2 separate regions of the Homo sapiens genome follow, and region 1 is linked to region 2. The links are chromatin loops, found by intact Hi-C in ENCODE. Cell type or tissue: heart left ventricle. All regions are shown on one strand. Links, peaks and the distances in the headings refer to the core of each region. The heading gives the core; the rest is flanking DNA. Region 1 overlaps XIRP2 (xin actin binding repeat containing 2). Region 2 has its middle 130 kb from the start of SCN7A.

Region 1 (10,315 bases), core at 1,365-9,364, 270 kb after region 2:
TTTTTAAAAAGTAAAAAAAAAAGAAAAAGTTTATAAAATAAAGATATAAAGAAAAAATTTTCTACAGTTGTACAATGTGTTTAGGATTTTAAGCTAAGTGTTATTAAGAAAGAGTCAAAAAGTTTTAAAAATTAAAAAGTTTATAAAGTAACAAAGCTATAGTAAGTTAAGGTTAATTTGTTATTGAAGAAAGAAAAATCTCTTTTATAAATTTAATGTCACCTATGTATATATAATGTTTATAAAGTCTACAGCAGGAGTGTACAGTAATTTCCTAGGCCTTCACATTTATTCACTGACTAACCCAGAGCAACTTCTAGTCCTGCAAGCTCCATTAATGATAAGTTCCCCATACAGGTATAATACATTTTATCTTTTATACTATATTTTTACTGTACCTTTTCTATGTTTAGATACACAAATACTTACTATTGTGTTATACTGCCTGCAGCATTCAGTACAATAACATGCTGTACAGCTGTTAGCCTAGGAGCAAAGGCTATACCATATTGGCTAGATGTGTAGTAAGCTATACCCTTAAGCTATACCCTCTAGGTTTGTGTAAGTACACTCTGTGATCTTCTCACAATGATGAAATTGACAAACAATACATTGCTCAGAACATTAAGCAACACACTACTGTCCTTGTACTTCTTTCTTTCTGAAAGACTTTTCAAAGCATTTAATAAGGGTGTGCATGTTGTAATTCTCCCAGAATGGGATATCTATTAGGCTTCTTAAACTTATTTTTCCATGTAATTCTTTCTGCACTGTTTCTGAAAAACATTCTGCAAGACTAGCACTCAGTGGCCCTACGGAAGTGTGCCTACTGCCCTGTTGCTGTCATTCCCTGATCAGGGAATATGGGAAGAAGGGTTTCTGTAATCTCATGTCCCATGGCAAAACTGTTGGTAATAGAGGGAATGGTGGCATGCGTCACCATCGACAATACTGAAAACATATCACCGTGACCTACTGTTGGAATTAGAGAGCAGACATCTCATTATGCAAAAGTATTGTAGCAGTCGGGGTCCAATCAGGAAAAAGAAGCCACACGTAAGTTAAACAAAATAAGTTAATATAAAGAATTAACAACTATGATAGAAGAATAGGTATTAGCTACAAAGAAAGTCAATTCACTAGCCTCAGGCTGAGGGAGAGCCACCAAGGAATGACAAACTGGCAAAGGATCCAGACTTTCATGGAGAAGGTGTGGTTCAGCCCATGGGAGAGCAGGAAGCTTTTTGGTTTAGCCAGGCTAGAGCTGACCCAGAGTTTCCAGACTAGCAATAGACCACCTTTCAGAGGCAGGCCAAGCAGATAATCAGCAGCTGGTGGCAAGGCCATGCAGTGGGGGTTGGAACACCTCTCTAGGCAATAGACTTTCAAAGCACATGGGCTATGCAGGGGCTTGCAGAGAGAGAAGCAGATCTGAGTTTATCTCTTAGGACACATGCAGGTGGCATGCAGGATACTCAGGGGCTTATAGAATCAACAACTGCTCCCTATGTGACCCTCCAGACCACAGGCAGCTGTATGGTTTGTTTCCATGAGAAGAGAGCTGTAGAGAAGTTATTTCCTGGCCCAGGCTATAAGATCATTCTATGGCTATAGTTGAACAGGCTCCACAGTGTTCTCATGCTCATGACTGCTGATACCCAGCCCAGGTAGGAAATTTCAGGAAGACTCTTCCTCTTGCAATGTCCCTCCAGTGTTTGCTGAGAAAGCTAAACATTGTGCTCACATTAAATTAGAAGTGCTTAAAGGGATTCAGCTATTTATCAAGGAACATATGTTGAAGGGTGCATTGGAACTGAGAGGTCGTAGATTAAAAACTCACACAGGTATGTTGCTGATTCATAATAGTGGATCTTGCAACAGAATGCATTGCCATCCTATGCCACTGCACAGTGTGAATGCTGGTACTGCTGTCTGTTTCCCACCTTCTCCTACAATTGGAGTAAAACTTGGAGTAGTGACTACCTAATCACTTTTTTATCCATTTAGTTTTTAACATTTTATTTTGAAATAATTATAGATTCATTGGACATAGCAAAGATAGTACAGAGAGATCTTTTGTATGATTTATCTAGTTTCCTTCAGTAATTCCATCTTACATAACTATAGTACATTATAAAAATCAGGAAATTGAAATCGACGCCATATACACTAATAGTACTGTGCCACTTATCACCTATGCAGATTCCTGTAACCACCACAGCAATCAAGACACAGAAGTTTCCTACTACCACACAGATCTCCCTGTGTTACCCCTTTATAGTGAAGCCCACCCCAACACGTCCCATCCATTCACAATCCCTGAGAACCACTAATCTGTTCTGCACATTTGTAATTTTGTCATTTCAAGAATGTTATTGAAACGGTACTTTTATCGTATGTGACCTTTTGAGATTGGCTTTTTTCACTTAGAATAGCACCCTTACATGGATAGCTGAATAATGTTTTTAATCCACCCCACAATCTCTGTCTTTTCATTTTTATGCCTTGGGCATTTACATTTTATGTAATATTTGAAATTATGGGGCTCAAGTCTGAAATTTAAGTTTGTCTTCTCCGTTCCCTCTGTTGTGTGTTTCTCTCTTTCATTTTTCATGTCTTTCTATGAGTTACTTAAATATTTCTTAGAACACATTTTGATTTAGCTATAGTGTTTTGTAACACATCTCAAGTATGATGGATTTTTATTAGTTCCCCTAAATACATGTTATACACATAAAGCTTATCACAGTCTATTGGTATTAGCATTTTACAGTTTGAATGAAGTATAGAAACTTTACCTCCTTTATCCCTTTTCCCTACCTAGTTTATAATATAATTGTGTTGGTTAACTTCTCCACACATATTGAGAATATCAGACATTATACCCCTAGCTTCAACCTTCAATCATAATTTAGAAAATACAAAAGGAGAAAAATAGAATGTATACTATTATTTCTTCATGATTTTCCTCTTTCTATTCTTTCTTCCTTCCTGATATTTCAAGATTCCTTCTTTCATCATTTCCTTTGTCATTCAAGAATACCCCCTAGCCAATTTTTTAGTATAGGTTTACCAGCAACAAATTATTCTTAGTTTTCCTTTGTCTGAGAATGTGTTTATTTTTTCTTCGTTATTGAAAGATCATTTTGTTAGACAAAGAATTTGGAGTTGGCAGTTAGTTTCTTTTAACACTTGAAACATATTGTGCTCTTGCCTTCTGGTCTTCATGGTTTCTGATGAGAAATTTGCTGTCATTCACATTGTTCTTTCTGTATAAGCAAGGTGTCACTTCTTTCTTACTGCTTTTTGGAACTGAGAGGCAATAGATTGAAAACTGACACAGGTATGTTGCTTATTGGTAATGGTGAATTTTGCAGCACAGTGCATTACCGTCCTATGCCACCGCGCAACGTGAATGCTGGTACTATTGTCTTTGTTTCCCACCTTCTACAATTGGAATAAAACTGGGAGTAGCGACTACCAGGATTTTTTTTTTAATTTTGTTTCCTGAAATTAGATTATGATGTGTGTTGGTGGTTATCTTTTGCCAAATTTGGAAAAAATTTATCCATGAATTTTTTGGACTATTTTTTAAGCCCCACTGTCTTTCTCTTTTTCTGGAAATCCAATGGCATGAATTTTAGATCTTTTTTATAGTCCAACTTGTCTCTTAGTTTCTATTCTTTTTTCACTTTATATTCTATGTTTTGTTCAGATTTGATACTTTCTATCATCGTATCTTCAAATTCACTGATCCTTTCCTTTTGCCCTTTTCATTTTGCTAAGTCCATTCAATGAGTTTTTAAATGTTCGTTATTTCTACCTCAATTCTAGAATTTTAATTCGTTTCTTCTTTGCGTCTTCTATTTGTTTGCTAAGGCTTTCCACTTTTTCACTTTTTTTTAAGCATGTTTGTGATTCTTCACTAATGCAATTCTGTAATGGCTACTTAAAAATTCTTGTGAGATAATTGCAACACCTGTATCATGTCAGTGTTGGTGTCTGTTGATTGTTTTCTGCTTTGGTTTAGGTCTTTGGTGGCTCTTAATATGAATGATTTTCAAGTGTATCTTGGACATTTTGTCATTTATGTTGTAAAACTCTGCATATTACTTATGTATTTCTGACCTTTGACTCCCTGAAGAAGGGTGTTCAATGACTGTTTTGTGAAGGTGGGATACTGGGCTCCCCATTATTCCTCCAATGCCATCACCCCTGCTGGCTGGAAAGTTGGGAGGCCCCTCTTTATTGCTCTCCTTGTAGCCTTCACTGACATCATTGCCAGAAGGAAGCCCTCAATACCAGTGGATGATGAAGAAAGTTCTAGTTACCAGCTCTGTCCTCTGACACACAAAGGGAAGAGGAGAAGATCTTGATACCGCTAGGTGGGGTAGAAGTACAGGATCTTCACATGGCTTCCACTGACATCTAGAGGAGCCCCGTCACCATCAAGTGGGAACAAAAATCCTGGCCCCACACTTGGTCTTCTCTAATATGAAAGTAGTTGGAGAGAGAGACAGCAAAGGGCAAAAAGCCAGAAACTTACACTCACCACTCAGCCTTTGCTGATGGGAGTAAGGGTTTAGTTGTGGTTTTTCATGTTGTTTGCCTGGAGTATGGTACTTATGGCCTAGAAGTGTCCTGTCTTTCTAGGCTGACACTTTTCAGCTTATTTGGCTAGAGAAAGCAGGTTTTCCTGGGGAAATTTCATTTTCTTCCCCTCTAGGACTTTCTGAGTTACTGCTTCTTCCCACCACCAGTTCTTTATATATGAAGCAAAAAGAAATCCTGGGAATTCACCGCCTTATTGTTCCTCAGGTCCCAAGGTTCCTAGGCAGTTCGCCTTCTCTCTGCTTTTCAAAGTCCTCATGTTTATTTCATGTGTCCAATTTCTAGGGGTTTTAGCTGTATTTAGTAGGAGAAATTGAGAGAAAGAAGTATGTCTATTCCAACTTGATCCAGAAACAGATGTTCCAAATCAGTTTCAATTATTAGGATTTCCTTTTCTACAGGAGAAAATGGCTTTCCTCCTCAACTTGCCAGTTTTTCTGCCTCTCAGCTTTCCCTTTCCAACTATGTGTGGTTGGCTCCAAAACAATTCTTTCATTAAATAACCTCATGAGGTCACTCCTACCAGCTGTGACAGCGTCTCAACCATTCCCATGTTAATGTGGTCTTTTCTGTCGTCCACATATGAGACACAGACATTAACAGCATATGTTGTTTAAATTCTCAACATATGCTGATCAGTTTTCCAAACAGGTATTCAGATCTTCTTTGATCTACTGTTTTATTGAGATTTTTTATAATAAGTGACTAATTCAAACTTACCAATTGGCAATATTATTAAGGCCAAATTTTCCTGACTGTTCAGTCTATGGCTTTGTGTCTTAAAATACCCACCTTTCGTCTTCCAAGCACTCGCATCTAGGAGGCTGAGGTATAGTATCAATATTTGAGTGATTGAAATGATGTTTTAGCCAGAGATAGAGCTGGGAGTGGATTTAACAGTTATTGGGGTGTTGAATACACACTAGAAGTTTTATACGCATCATCAAATTTATTTCTCAAAATAAAGCCATGATGTATATTTTACCAGTGAAGATTTTTCAAGGTCACACGGTTAGTAAAACCCAACCTGGGACTGAACTTCTGCTGTAAGTATGGAGCTATCCAGCAGTCCATGAAACATTAGTACATCATTACATCAATTTAGTGGGCAGCACACATTATCTTTAAAAGTGAAGGAGTTCGGAGTAGAAAATATCACCAGGCAGTTCACATAATTAGGGAAACTATTGTTTAATGAACACAAAGTTTGTTTCTTGTATATATACATTTATTAATCTAATGTGTGCATTGAGTCCCCGTGCATAAGATATTATTCATAATGTGGCTGGTAGTCAAAGAAATTTGGAGCTATTGTGTTAGGTGACCTTCTGAGACACTTTCTAAGCCTTCATCTGATGTATTGTTTACCAGACCCACTGTGCTGATACTTTTCCAGGAAAATGCCTGATCCTTCAAAAACAAAATTTATTTTGGGTTAGAACAGGAAGTAGCTATTTCTGTGGCAAAAATTAGTGCTAGCATATAATTCTTGCTGCCCATGATTTGTGTGTGTGTGTGTGTGTTTGTGTTTCTGGTAAGAGTACACTTTGCCATTTTTTTTCTTCCTTATCGTACCACAAAACTCTCTAAAACAAGGTGAAATTCCAGTCAGTCTCACAATGAGATGAGAATTGAAAACTCAAAGTACAAAAGATAAACTCCACTGGTTAAGAGGGCAGATCCTGGAGTTCCACAGATGTATTTCAAATCCAGGCTTTGTCACTCAGAATCCTGGGCAAATTACTATTTAATTTTCTTACCTGCAAAATAGTAATAATAGTAGCAACTAACTCTTTGTGATAATGTTAAGATTAAAATGAGGTATACATGTAAAGTCATTATCAAAGTGTTTTGCCTGACAACAAAAACTTAATAACTATTAGCTATTAGTCTACTACTTCTGAAGTAAGACTTTAACAGAAACCAATAATTCCAAAGGAAATTTTGAACTGTTACAGGCAGGAAATGAACCATTTTGCTTTCTTGTTAGACTTTTTAAGTTGCCCTTTTCTTAGAATATACTAAACAATGAAGTAACACTGTTCAAATTTTATATTTTAAATAACTGTTGGCTGATTTTCGATAAAAGGAAAATGGAAGAAAATTGTGTGTTCTTCACTTTTGTTTCTTTATATTCAAACTGCCATGGCTATACAAACCACACCTCTCCATAATCTGTGTAATTCTAATTTAACTTACATAACGTTGTGGGGTGAAGTGAAGAGCCAGAAATTGTGTGGAATTGTATAGGAAAGCTGGATTTCTTTACTAAGACCCAAACCCCAAGAGCTGGTGCTCCTAGAGTATTTTGAGTCTGAAAATGACTCAGACTCCTGAGTGTATCACTGATAAAAGGATTCTTGATATTGCAGGACAACCTGGACCCATCCATGTTCCCAATGCAGAAGGGCTCCCTCAACCTCCTGAGGCAGAAATGGGAATCTTGTGATTATCAGAGAAGTGAGTGTCATCCCAGGGACAGCCATTGTACAATTTTCCAGCCTCAGGAAAGCAAATTGCTTGCGCCTGAAGGAGAGGTAGTATCAGCACCTCAATCTTTGGATCCCACAAGTCTGCCCTACAGTACAGGGGAAGAGATGTGGAGTTCGAAGCCGGAAGAGAAGGATTCTGTGGACAAGAGTAACAACACCAGGGAATATGGTCGGCCAGAAGTGCTGAAGGAGGATTCCCTGAGCAGTCGGCGCAGGATTGAACGCTTTTCCATTGCCCTTGATGAGCTGAGGAGTGTGTTTGAGGCTCCTAAGAGTGGAAACAAACCAGCTGAGTACGGTGGAAAGGTAAGGAGCCATTGATTGAGAGTCTATGTTTACATATGACTTCCTTGCCTAGCCTACCATTTATTACTAAGCATGTAATCTTTCCCCCCGCCAGTATTCTAGACAGATGTCCTGAAGCCGATGTGTAATGCAGTGTGAAATGTGACATCCTCTCCTATTAATTTTCTCTAAGGTCTGCTTCAATGTGGACTTGACTTCCTTTTTCTTCCATAAAAACAATATTGATATGCCCTCTTATGTTGATGTTTCTGTATGTATGTGCCTTATTTCTACAACTACGTTGTAAATTCCTTAGAGGCAGGAACAATTTCTAACCACTCTTTGTGCCTCAAACATTTAACAAATGGTGTTGCTTTTAGCCAAAGCTCCATGAGGATTTATCAGTAATGATGCTGACATGGAATAAATGAAGGCTTTGGAACCACAGTGATCCAGGTTTTAATCCTAAAGCCTGCCATTAACTTCTCTAGCTGAATGACACTTAACCTTAGAAATACAAATGTCTTAATCTGCTACTTTACATGGATCTTATGAAGATTATAGGTAACATTTTAAACACTAAGGGTAGAGTCTGGAATATTTTGTGGTAGGTGATGATCATTCCTCAGTGATTATGGTGTACTATAATGTCACATATAAAATATGTCTATTAGCTAAAGAGGGCATTTAGCCAAATTTAGGAAACAGGATTAGCAACATTATTAACTAAGACCACATTTATACTTTTGCGGTAATTAAAAGCAATTACTATTTCAACTGGAATTACTTGAATTTATTTCACTCATTAGGGCCTGTACATAATAGAAATTATAGTTGAATTTTGCAAAGAATTAATACATGATCTCAGGTTTTCCTTTAGAAAGCAAAGTCCACGCTTTTTTGTTTGTTTGATTGTTTTTTTGTTTTATTTGGTTTTCACCTAATGACAGTTTTATCAGAAAGGTACACAGTCGTATTCTTGTTAATGGATAATTAGCCTTCATAGAAGCCATCACAGAAATAGAATATTTTTGAAAATCAATTATTTTACTAATTCTTGCTTCCAGTTGTCTTATTGGGAAATATGTAGTAAGCCATCCTTCTTGAAAATCAAGTAACTCTAATTTGTTTAATGATAATAAGAGATATGAAGTTATATTTATGAGGTTATGTAGAGACTACAGAATCTCTTAAAACATGCAACCATTTGCTGATCCCTGATTTGAAGATTTTCTTTTTCTATTTCACAGGTGCAATCATTTTTGTTTATACTTTTATATCTTTTAGATGAATGTTTAGGGATTGGGGTACACAACAAAGATAGTTACAATGTCATTTATTTTTTATCTTTGTAAATTAAGAAAAGTAAAGCCACAGAAAATAATTTCCATTCAATCCCTCTTGACTTTACTGTAATAATTTTGAATATTTACCCAAGATAACTGACAAAAGAAATGACCAAGGTAGAAAAAGTCGTCTATATAAATGATGTAATGTAACCTACTCTCATCTGGATGAGATGCAACTGCTTATATACAACAGTAAGATAATAACACATTAATGAGTTTCTGATTTAAATGTGAGATTACTAATATTCAGCATGATAGGTGGTTTGCCATCTAGTAACTATAAAAATAATTATGAAAAGAACCAGATATATTAAAACCACCATTTGCCTTGTAAAAATGAGATTAGTTTAGTATATGTAACATACTGTTTTAAATATCCTAAGGTTCTATGTCATAATATGGTATTTCCATAAATGTATGAAACAAGGTTGATGGATTTAAAAATTTCTTATCCATAGAAGACACATAGTTTTTAGAATCAGTTCACAAAAAAAGTGTTAGGAATGTTTGCAAACTTATTTTCTATATAAATTCTACAACAAAGGGGACGAGGAGAAAAAGAACAAAGAGAGCTCAATGAGGAATTAACTTGTTTTCTCCAAGTGAAGTATTTTGTTATATTATTAGGCATGTAAAAAGAATTCTAGTTCAACCAAATTTAAAATTATATATTTCACCCCATAGCATATTGATTACATACAACTTAATTATTAGTTTTTATAGATGCTTTTTTCTTTCTCATGTGACTACTTTATATTATTTAGTGCTTCATTATAAAGTCATGATATAATATTTATTTGCATAAATCATCTAAAAAATTCTGGCTACTCTATAACTCTGACATTTATGTTTTTTGAGACTACTGAGATATTGGGGATGTGGAAAAAGGTATTCAATATTTATTAAACTTAAAGCAAGGACAGAAAATAATTTCAAATAAGGAAAATCTTTTGTAACTAGTAAATCATCTCAACCATAAGGAACAATAAACTACATTTTAATGTTGCTATGGAAGGAAACCCTTCAGTAGTAGGCACTTGGTTTATAAAATTTGTAAAATAATTGCAGTAAATTGAGAGCTTGTAGAATTTTTAAAGGTATGGAATATCGTGTATATGTACATCTATTTACAAGTAAATAGACATACATAAACATACACATATACACATACATTATGTATACATACATGCATATATAACTATACATTTTAATGTATTTTTATATAATATATGTGTATGTGTATGTATATTTACTTGTAAGTAGATGTACATTACAATAGACATTATAATGTATGTGTATATGTATATGTACACAGTTTTTAATCTAAATATTTTTCAGCAAACAAAGGGGAAATGTACATATTCATTATAATGTGTCTGTTTAAGGAGAGTTTGGTCAGACAAACATTTATTACTAGAAAAAGGGATCTACAGACTCTTAATGTTTTTCTCAAAAGGCCAGGCACAGTGGCTCACACCTGTTTTCCCAGCACTTTGGGAAACCTGAGGCAGGAGAATCACTTGTTGCCAGGGGTTCCAGAACAGCCCAGGCAACCCATAGCAAAACCCTGTCTCTACA
Region 2 (10,315 bases), core at 1,617-9,616:
TTTTCAGCACCAAATGAGATGATCATATTGTTTTCATCCTTTATTCTGTTGATACAATGCATCACATTAATTGATATGCATATGTTAAACTATCCTTGCATCCCTGGGATGATGCCCACTTGGTCATGATGGTCTTGTTTTTTTCTTTTTGTTTTGGATTTTAGGTTCAGGAGTACATGTGCAACTTTGTTCTATAGGCAAACTCATGTAATAGGGATTTGGTTTATAGATTATTTCATCACCCAGTTACTAAGCATAGTACCCAAAAGTCGTTTTTTCTAATCCACTCCCTCCTTCCAATTTCCACCCTCAAGTAGGCCCCAGTATCTGTTGTTCCCTATTTGTGGCCATATGTTCTCTTTATTTACCTCCCACATATAAGTGAGAACGTGTGGTATTTGGTTTTCTGTTCCTGCATTAGTTTGCTAAAGATAATGGCTGCCAGCTCCATGCACATTCTTGCAAATGACATAAGCTCATTCCTTTTTTATGAATGTATACTATTCCATTGTGTATATATACCACATTTTTTTACCCAGTCTATTACTGATGGGCATTTAATTTGATTCCATGTCTTTGCTATTGTGAGTAGTGCTGCAAAGTACTTATGTGTGCATGTGTCTTTATGGTAGAGCAATCTATATTCCTTTGGGCATATACCCATTAATGGGGTTGCTGGGTTGAATGGTAGTCCTGTTTCTAGCTCTTTGAGAAATTGCCACACAGCTTTCCACCATGGTTGAACTAATTTACTTTCCTATTAGCAGCGTATAAGCCTTCCCTTTTCTTCATAACCTCACAGCATCTGTTATTTTTTGACTTTTTATAAATAGCCACTTTAACTGGTGTGAGATGAGTACCTCATTGTAATTTTGATTTGCATTTCTCTCATGATTAGTGATGTTGAGCATTTTTTCATATGCTTGTTGGCTGCATGTATGTCTTCTTTTGAAAAGTGTCTGTTGATGCTATTTGCTTACTTTTTAAAGGAGTTGTTTGGTTTTATTTCTTGTAAATTTGTTTAAGTTCCTTATAGATGCTGGATATTATATCTCTGACAGATACATAGCTTGCAAAAATTTTCTCCCATTCTTCCATTTGTCTATTTTCCCTGTTGATAGTTTTTTTTCCCCTTGTGCAGAAGTCTTTAGTTTTATTAGATCCCAATAGTCAATTTTTGGTTTTGTTGCAATTGTTTTTAGCATCTTTGTCCTGAAATATTTGTGAGTTCCTATGTCCAGTATAATATTCCCTAGGTTATCTTTCAGGGCTTTCATAGTTTTTGGTTTTACACTGAAGTCTTTAACGTGTCTTGAGCTGATTTTCATATATGGTATAAGGAAAGGGTCCAGTTTCAATCTACTGCATATGGCTACCCAGTTATCCCAACACCATTTACTGACTAGAGAATTCTTTCCCCCTTGCTTGTTTTTGTCAACTTTGTTGAAGATCAAATGGTTGTAGGTGTGCAACCTTATTACTAGCATCTCTGTTCTGGTCCATTGTTCTATGTGTCTGTTTTTGTACCAGTACCATGCTGTGTTGATTACTGTAGCCCTGTAGTATAGTTTGAAGTCAGGTAACATAACGGCTCCAGCATGGTTCTTTTTGCTTAGGCTTGCCTTGGCTACTCACGTTCTTTTTCTGGTTTCATATAAATTTTTGAATAGTTTTTCTTCTGGTTCTGTAAGAATGTAATTGGGTAGTTAGATAGGAATAGCATTGAATCTCTAAGTTGCTTTGGGCCATATGGGCATTTTACCAATATTACTCTTCCTATCCATGAACACAGAATGTTTTTCCATTTGTTTGTGTCATCTCTTATTTCTTTAATCAATGTCTTGTAATTCTCAGTGTAGAGATTTTTCACTTCCCTGGTTAGCTGTATTCCTAGGTATTTTGTTCTTTTTGTGGCAATTGTGAATGAGATTGCTTTCCTGATATGGCACTCAGCCAGGATATTGTTGGTGTGTAGAAATTCTAGTGTTTTTGCACATTGATTTTGTATTTGGAAACTCTGCGGAAGTTGTTTATCAGCTCAAGCATCTCTTGGGCAGAGACTATGGTGTTTCCTAGACATAGAATCATGTTGTGTGCAAACACGGATAGTTTGACTTCCTCTCATGGATATCTTTAATTTCTTTCTCTTGCCTAATTGCTCTGGCCAGGATTTCCAATACTGTGTTGAATATGAGTGGTGAAAGAAGGCATCTTTATCTTGTTCTAGTTTTCAAGGGGTAATGCTTTCAGGTTTTACCCATTCATTATGATGTTGGCTGTGAGTTTTTCATAGACGACTCTTATTATTTTGAAGTGGTTCCTTCAATACCTAGTTTCTTGAGGGATTTTAACAGCAAGGAATGTGAATTTTATTAAGCACCTCTTTTGAATCTATTGATATAATCATGTGGTTTTTGTATTTAGTTCTGTTTACATAATGAATCACATTTATGGGTTTGTGCATGTTGAACCAGACTTGCATCCCAGAAATAAAGCCTATTCAATTGTGATAGATAAGCTTTTGGATGTGCTGCTGGATTTGATTTACCAGTATTTCTTAAGTATTTTTGCATCTGTATTCATCAAGATTATTGGACTGAAGTTTTCTTTTTTGGTTGTGTATCTGCCAGGTTTTGATATCAGGATGATGCTGGCCAGATAGAATGAGTTGGGAAGGAGTCTTTCCTCTTGCATTTTTTGGCATTGTTTCAATAGGAATGGTACCAGCTCTTCTTTGTACCTCTAGTAGAATATGGCTGTGAATCTATCTGGTCCTGGACTTTTTTTTTTTTTTTTTTTGGTTGTTTGATAGGCTGTTTATTATTTATTCAATTTCAGAGCTTGTTACTGGTCTGTTCAGGGATTCAATTTCTTCCTGGTTCAGTCTTCAGAGGGTGTATGCATGCAGGAATTTATTCATTTCTTCTAGATTTTCTAGTTTGTGTGCATGGAGGTATTTATAGTAGTCTGTGGTGGATATTTGTATTTCTTTGGGGTCAGTGGTAATTTCCCATTTGTCATTTCTAACTTTGTTTATTTGGATCTTCTTTCTTTTTTTCTTTATTAGTCTAGCTAGCAGCCTATCAATCTTATTAATTTTTTGAAAAAAAAAACAAATTTTAGATTTGTTGATATTTTCTAGCATTTTTCATGGCTCGATCTCCTTCAGTTCAGCTCTGTTCTTGGTTATTTATTGTCATCTGCTACCTTTTGGCTTGCTTTGCTTCTGTTTCTCTAGTTCTTCTATTTGTGGTGTTAGGTTGCTAATTTGAGATCTTTCTAATTTTTTGATATGGGCATTTAGTGCTATAAATTTCCCTCTTAAAACTATCTTAGCCGTGCCCTGGAGATTCTTGTATGTTGTATCTTTGTTCTCATTATCTATCTAATACTATCAGTGTGGTGTTGAAGTCTCCTACTATTATTATGTGGGAATCTATATCTCTTCATAGATCATGAAGGACTTTCTTTATGAATCTGGGTGCTCCTGTGTTGGGTACATATATATTTAGGATAGTTAGGTCTTCTTGTTTAATTGAACTCTTTACCATTATGTAACAACTTTCTTTGTATTTTTTTATCTTTGTTGGTTTAAAGTCTGGTTTTTTTTTTTTTGAATTTTTTTTCTTTTAGGATGTTGAATATAGCCCCCAGTGTCTTCTGGCATATAGAGTTTCTGCTGAAAGTTCTGCTGTTAGCCTGATGGGTACGCCCTTTGTAGGTAACCTGCCCTTTCTCTCTAGCTGCCTTTAACACTTTTTCTTTTATTTTGACCTTGGAGAATATGAAGATTATGTGTCTTGAGGATGATCTTGCATAGTGTCTTGCAGGGGTTCTCTGTATTATCTGAATTTGAATGTTAGTCTTTCCAGTGAACTAGAAAACTCTTGAGAATGTTCTCATGAACGATATCCTCAGATACATTTTTCAAGTTGCTTGCTTTCTCCCCATCTCTTTCAAGGACACCAATAATTTGTAGATTTGGCCTTTTTACAGAATCCCATATTTCTTGGAGGTTTTGTTCATTTCTATTCATTCTTTTTTTTCTTTGTGTCTGACTGTATTATTTCAGAAATCCAGTCCTCAAGCTCTGAGATACTTTCCTCTGCATGGTCTATTCTGCTATTAATACTTGTGATTGCATTAGGAAATTTTTGTAGTGTATTTTTTAGCTCTATCAGGTCTGTTAGTTTTTTTATAGTAGCTATTTTGTTTGTCAGCTGCTGTATCATTTTATTGTGATTCATAGATTCTTTGGATTGGTTTTGGATGTACTCTTGAATCTCACTGATCTTTATTTCTATCCATATTCTGAATTCTATTTCTGTCATTTTAGCTATATCTGCCTGGTTAGCAACCCTTTCTGGAGAACTGATGTAGTCATTTGGAGGACAGAAGAAGTCTGGCCTTTTGAGTTTTTGTATTGTTTTTTTCTCTTCTGCATGTTTGGGTGTTCGTTTAACTGCAGTGTAAATCAGGTACAGTGAGTAGGCTTCTTTTGCGGATGTTTTCAGAGGCCTGAGGCTTTATGCAAAGTCTTTATTTGTAGCTGACTTCTTGTCATTGGTTTCACTGAGAACTGTGTTAGTGAAGTATTTTTGGTGTTGAAGTTGTGGGGTGTGATCCAGTAGGTGGCACTTAAGCATAATGGTCAGTAGATAGGCTCTTGCTCAGTTATATGGCTCTTCTGTATTTCCTCACAGTTGCACTTCTGCTCTCTCTTAAAGGTCTGAATGTGTGGGCTACTCCCCCACTTGAGTGCTGGCTGCAGATTACTACTTTAGTACTCCTGGGCTACACAGCGCAGTTGTGAGGTGATGTCAGGGTTTCTGTTCCCTCCCCAAATTGGAGGCAGCACAGGAAGGGGCTTTAGCAGTGGTTGTGCCCCAGAAAGATGCAGAGCTGCAATCAGTCAGTATGATTGGCCTGGGATGGTGGGCTGCACTGTGGGTCCCAGCTAGGTAGTGGGGAGCAGGTGCCTGGTAATGGGCAGTGGGGTGGGACCTGTGAGAGACAGGCCTTTTTTCCTTAGGGAAACTGCAGCTTGCTGGAAGGGTGGATAAGGAACTTAGAGTCTTGGTTCTTTGCCCAGTGGGAGGGAAGCAGGGGCAGTACCACTGCAGAGGCAGTGGCCAAGGGGCTTTCAGTTGCCCCTTGGAGCTCCACCTCCAAGAAACACAGTCACTGGTACTGAAAGTATTCAGCTAGAGGGCAGGGCAGCTGCACTGCTAGCCTGAGCTGGGAGGTCAGCTTGATAAGGGGGGTGGGGCTTGACGGCTCCAGGAAGAAAAACTGGTCTCTCCTCTTTATGGTGACTGTGGCATGCTGTATGCTTGGTGTAGCCCTCAGGCTCTTTATTTCTTCCCCAGACTGAGGGCAGCAGGGGCAAAACTGCTGCTGTGGCAGTGGCAGAGGGGCTACTGATTGCCTCTGGGAGCCTCTCCCCAGGGAAACTCAGAATCACTACCATTGGGTATGCTCAGCTGTGGGTGGGGTAGCTGTTCTGTGGTTCTGAACCAGGATTCCTGCTTGATAAAGAGTGGGGGATGGGCATTCCCAGGGTAGAGGGACTGTATTGGTCTCTGTATGGTGGTTGCTGTGTGCTGGAGGTGCTAGTGACTAGGTTCTTTGTTTCTTCCACAGCTTGAGGGCAGTTATGGCAGTACCACTGCAGCTGCAGTGGCAGGGGAGTTGTGGGTTGACTCTAGGATTTCCTCCTTAGAGAAATGTGGAGCTGCCTCTGATTGAAGTGATCAGTTGGTAGCAGAGTGGTTGTGCTGGAGTCCCAGGTTGGGTGGCCCTGCCCGTGAGATGTGAGGACAGGAAACTGTATGGAAGGCAATTTGGCCCCTTTTCCATCGGGTGACTGCACTGTGCTAAAGGTCTGTGCCAGTCCCTAGTCACCTCTCCAGAACCTGTAGGCAACAATAATGAATGCTATGAGTGATTATTGTGCTGAGGAAAAGATGTATATTCTGCAGCCATTGTATGAAATGTTCTGTGAACATCTATTAGGTCCATTTGGTCTATTGTGCAGATTAAGTCTGATGTTTCTGTGTTTATTTTCTGTCTGGCTGATCTGTTCAATGCTGAAAGTGGAGTGTTAAAGTCTCCAGCTATTATTATATTGAGGTCCATCTCTTTCTTTAGCTCTAATAATATCTGCTTTATACATCCGGGTGCTTCAGTGTTGGATGCATATATATTTACAATTATTATATCCTCTTGCTGAATTGACTTATCATTATATAATGACCTTCATCTCCTATAGGTTTTGTTTTGACATCTATTTTGTGTAATATAAGGTATAGCTAGTACTACTCTTTTCCTGCACCCATTTGCATAGAATATTTTTTCTATCCTTTTATTTTCAGTTAATGTGTGCCTCCATAGGTTGTATGTTTCTTGTAGACAACAAATTGTTGGGTCTTGTTTTTTTATCCATTCAGCCACTATTTCCCTACATTGGAGGGCTTAGTCCATTTACATTCAATGACATTATTAATAAATAGAGACTTACTCCTGCCATTTTGTTATTTGTTTTCTAGTTGTTTTGTGGTCTTCTTTTCCTTCTTTCTTTCTTGTCATTTTTAGTGAAGGTAATTTTCTGTGGTGTTATGGTTTAATTCCTTGCTTTTTATTTTTCGTTTATCTGTTATATGTGTTTAGATTTGAGGTTACCATAAGGCTTGCAAATAATATCTTATAATTCATTATTTTAAACTGATGACAACACTGATTACATAAACTAACAAACATGGAAAAATAAACTAATAAAAACTCTACACTTTAACTTCATTCCCCCACTTTTTAACTTTCGTTGTTTCTATGTATATCTTAATGTACTGTCTATGTCTTAAAAAGTTATTGTAGTTTTTATTCCTTATCAGTTCATCTTTTTGTCTTTCTACTTAAGATACAGGTAGCTCAAACACCATAAATACAGTTTAATAATGTTCTGTTTGTTTTTATACTTACTAATTCCTCATTAAAGTCCTTTTCTTCCTGATCAAATAACTCCTTTTAGCATTTGATAGGATAGGCCTGGTATTGATGAAATCCCTCAGCTTTTGGAAAGTCTTTATTTCTCCTTCAGATCTGAGGGATTCTCCTTCCCCTGCCAAACCCCCACTGGCTATACTATTCTAGGGTAAAAGTTTGTTCCTTCAGGACTTTAAGTATGTCATGCCACTCTCTCATAGCCTGTATCATTTCCACTGAAAAGTCTGCTGCAAGATGTAGTGGAGTTCCATTGTATGTTGTTTCTTTTCTTTTTTTACTTTTAGGATCCTTTCTTTATCCTTGCCTTTTGGGAGTTTGATTATTAAATGCCTTGAGATAGTATTCTTTGGGTTAAATCTCCTTTGTGTTTTATAACCTTCTTGTACTTGCCTATTGATATCTTTCTCTAGGTTTGGGAAATTCTCTGCTATTATCCCTTTGAGTAAACTTTCTACTCCTTTATCTTTTTTTTAATGCCAATAACTCTTAGATTTACCCTTTTGAGGCTATTTTCTAGATCTAGTAAGTGTGCTTCATTCTTTTTAACTCTTTTTCTTTTGTCTTCTCTGTGTATTTTTAAATAGACTGTTTTCAAGCTCACTAATTCTTTCTTCTGCTTAATCAATTCTGCTCTTAAGAGACTCTGATTCATTCTTCAATATGTCCATTATATTTTTCAGTTTGAGAATTTCTGCTTGTTTTTAATTATTTCAATTTCTTTGTAAAATTTATCTGGTAAGATTCTGAATTCCTTCTCTTTGTTATCATAAATTTCCTTGAGTTTCAGCTATTTTGAATTCTCCGTTTGGAAGGTCACATAGCTCTGTCTCTCCAGGATCAGTCACTGGTGCCTTATTTAGTTCATTTGGTAAGTTCATGTTTTCTTGGAGGTCTTGATGCTGAGGATGTCTGTTGGTGTCTGGGCATTGAAGATATAGGTGTTTATCGTAGTTTTTGCAGTCTGAGCTTGTTTGTACTTGTCCTTCTTGGAAAGGTTTTCCTGGTATTCAAAAGAACTTGGGTGTTCTGATGGAAGCTTCATATCACTGCAGCTTTATCTGCATTAGGGGGCACCCCAAGCCCACTAACAATGTGGTTCTTGTGGACTCATAAAAATACCTTTTTGGTGGTCTTGGATAAGATCTGCAAGAATTCTCTGGAGAACCAGGCAGAGATTCCTCTCTTTCCTTATTTTGTTCCAGTGAATATCTCTCTCTCTGTGTGTGCTGAGATGCCTGGAGCTGAGGGAGAGGTAACCTAAGCATCCCTGTGGCCACCATCACTGGAACTATGCCAGGCCAGACATGAAGCCATTGCAGTACTCTGTCTTACCCAAGGCCTGCTCTATCTATTACCTGGCTACTGCCTATGTTTGCTCTAGGACCTAGGGCAGTACAATTGCAGGTCACAAAGCCAGCCAGGCATATATCCTTCCCTTCAGGGCAACAAATTTCCCTAGGCCCCAGATGGATCCGCAGATATTATCTGGGAGCCAGAGTCTGGAGTCAGAAACCTTAGAAATCTACCTGGTACTCTATTCTACTGCAGCTGAGCTGGCACCCAAACCACAAGACAAAGTCCTTCCCATTCTTCCCTCCCCTTTCCCCAGGCAGAGGAGTCTGTCTCCATGTTTATCCCCACCACAGGCCCATAGGGAGTACTGCCAGCCTATCACTGATATTTACTTCAGGCCCAAGGGCTTTTTAGTCAGCTTGTCATGAATGCTGCCAAGCCTGGGACTCACCCTTCAGAGCAGTGGGCTCCCTTCTGGCTGTCCAAGAACCAAGGGCTGGAATTGGGGACCGCAAGAGTCCATTTACTAGTCTAGTCCACTGTGGCCTCACTGGTACCTAATCAGCAAGACAAAGTCCCATTTACTCTTTCCTCTGCTTTTCTCAAGCAGAAGTCTCTCCTCATATTCTACCATAGCTCTGTGCTGGGTCACACCTGAAGCCAGCATGTCTGAGTCTCACCCAAGTCCCACAGCATGTACTACCTGGTTCTGTTGCTGATTTTGCAGGGCCCAAGGGCTCTTTACTCAGCAGATGATGAATCCTGCCCAGACTGTATTTTTCCCTGCAAGTCAGTGAGTTCCCTTCTGGCCGAGCATGTGTCTAGAAATATCATCTCAGATCTAGGGCCTCACAACTCTGCCCAGTACCCTATCCTACTATGGATAAGCTGGTATACAAACTGCAAGACAAAGTCCTCTTTATTCTTCTTTCTTCTCCTCAAGTGGAAAGAAAGGTTCTCTTTTGGAGCTGCAAGCTGCACTGACTGGGGCTGGGGGGAGGGGTGTTGCAAGCAGTCCCTTAGCTGCGCTGGCTGGTTTCTTATTAGGTCACATGCCTCCAAGTCCACTGGCTCCAAGCCCAGAACAGCAATAGGTCTTGCCCAGGAATTGCAGTCCTTGTGGTCTAGACTGCCTTTTAAGTTTATTTAGGACCTCATAGCGCATTAGCCTTCGCTGGTGAGGCATGAGAAAACTCAAGTTCTGACCACTGGGATGGGCAATTCCCTGCTGGCTCATCTAAGTTCCCCCTTGAAGGCCATGGGCTGATTTGTTCCCAGTGTTGCTTTCTGCTATGACAGGGCAGCACTGAGTTCCAATGCAAAGTCCCAGAATTGCTGGGCTCTCCCTTCCTCGAGCACACAGATTCTTCTTCCACATGTAGCTACTATTGGGGGATTGGGGAGGAGATGTATCAGCAAGTCAAAACTGTCTTTCCTATTCCCTTCAGTGCCTCTTTTAGCAGTATGAAGTTAAAACCAGGTATTGTAAATCGCCTGATTTTTGGCTCTTATGAAGGTGCTTTTCTGTGCGGATAGCTGTTAAATTTAGAGATCCAGGAAGACAATTGGTGGAAGCTTCTATTCAGGAGCTCCACCTCCCTCCAGAAAAATGCTTTGTGTAAGTACTTTAAGCAGAGGATCAGGAGCATGGTGAAAATTTTGCTTTTACAAAAGTCGCTCAAAAAGATGTATAGAGCAGTGGTTCTCAAATTTTAGTGTATGTCAGAATCTCCTGTAGATCTTTTTGAGACCAGATTGCAAGACACCCTCTTCTCCCAAAGTTTCTGGTTCTAAGTCTGAGGCAGAGCATAAGAATTTGCATTTCTAACAAGTTCCCCAGTGATACTCATACTGCTGGTCTGAGGATCATGCTTTAAAAAATCACCGTAGAGGATAAGTATACCAAGGGGAAAAAAAACAGGCAAGGTAACAAGACCAGTTAAGTAGTGTGAAAGCAATAAAATCCATGAACAAGGTGAAAACAAAACAAAAGCAGTAACAACCAAATTAGATTCAATTT

Evidence for each region. Peaks named below come from ENCODE experiments on the same cell type or tissue, not always from the same donor. Only the 100,000 strongest peaks of a DNase experiment are listed, where the experiment ranks them.
Region 1: a loop joins it to region 2, with 14 times the contacts of the local background. A loop is called at or near these places in 3 of 110 quality-filtered maps.

The regions. Positions count from the first base shown.
Region 1 is chr2:166,896,482-166,906,796 of GRCh38, forward strand. XIRP2 (xin actin binding repeat containing 2) reads left to right here. Exons shown (of 11, transcript NM_152381.6): 2 at 6,984-7,409. The coding sequence starts at 7,002. Among named protein-coding and RNA genes, the nearest start is that of XIRP2, 13 kb to the left of the region's middle. In heart left ventricle, for the core only: a CTCF peak has its summit at 4,394; no DNase peak of the experiment used is centred there.
Region 2 is chr2:166,623,405-166,633,719 of GRCh38, forward strand. No RefSeq gene overlaps it. Among named protein-coding and RNA genes, the nearest start is that of SCN7A, 130 kb to the left of the region's middle. RefSeq lists an enhancer at 5,130-5,630. In heart left ventricle, for the core only: a CTCF peak has its summit at 4,631 (motif pointing right); no DNase peak of the experiment used is centred there.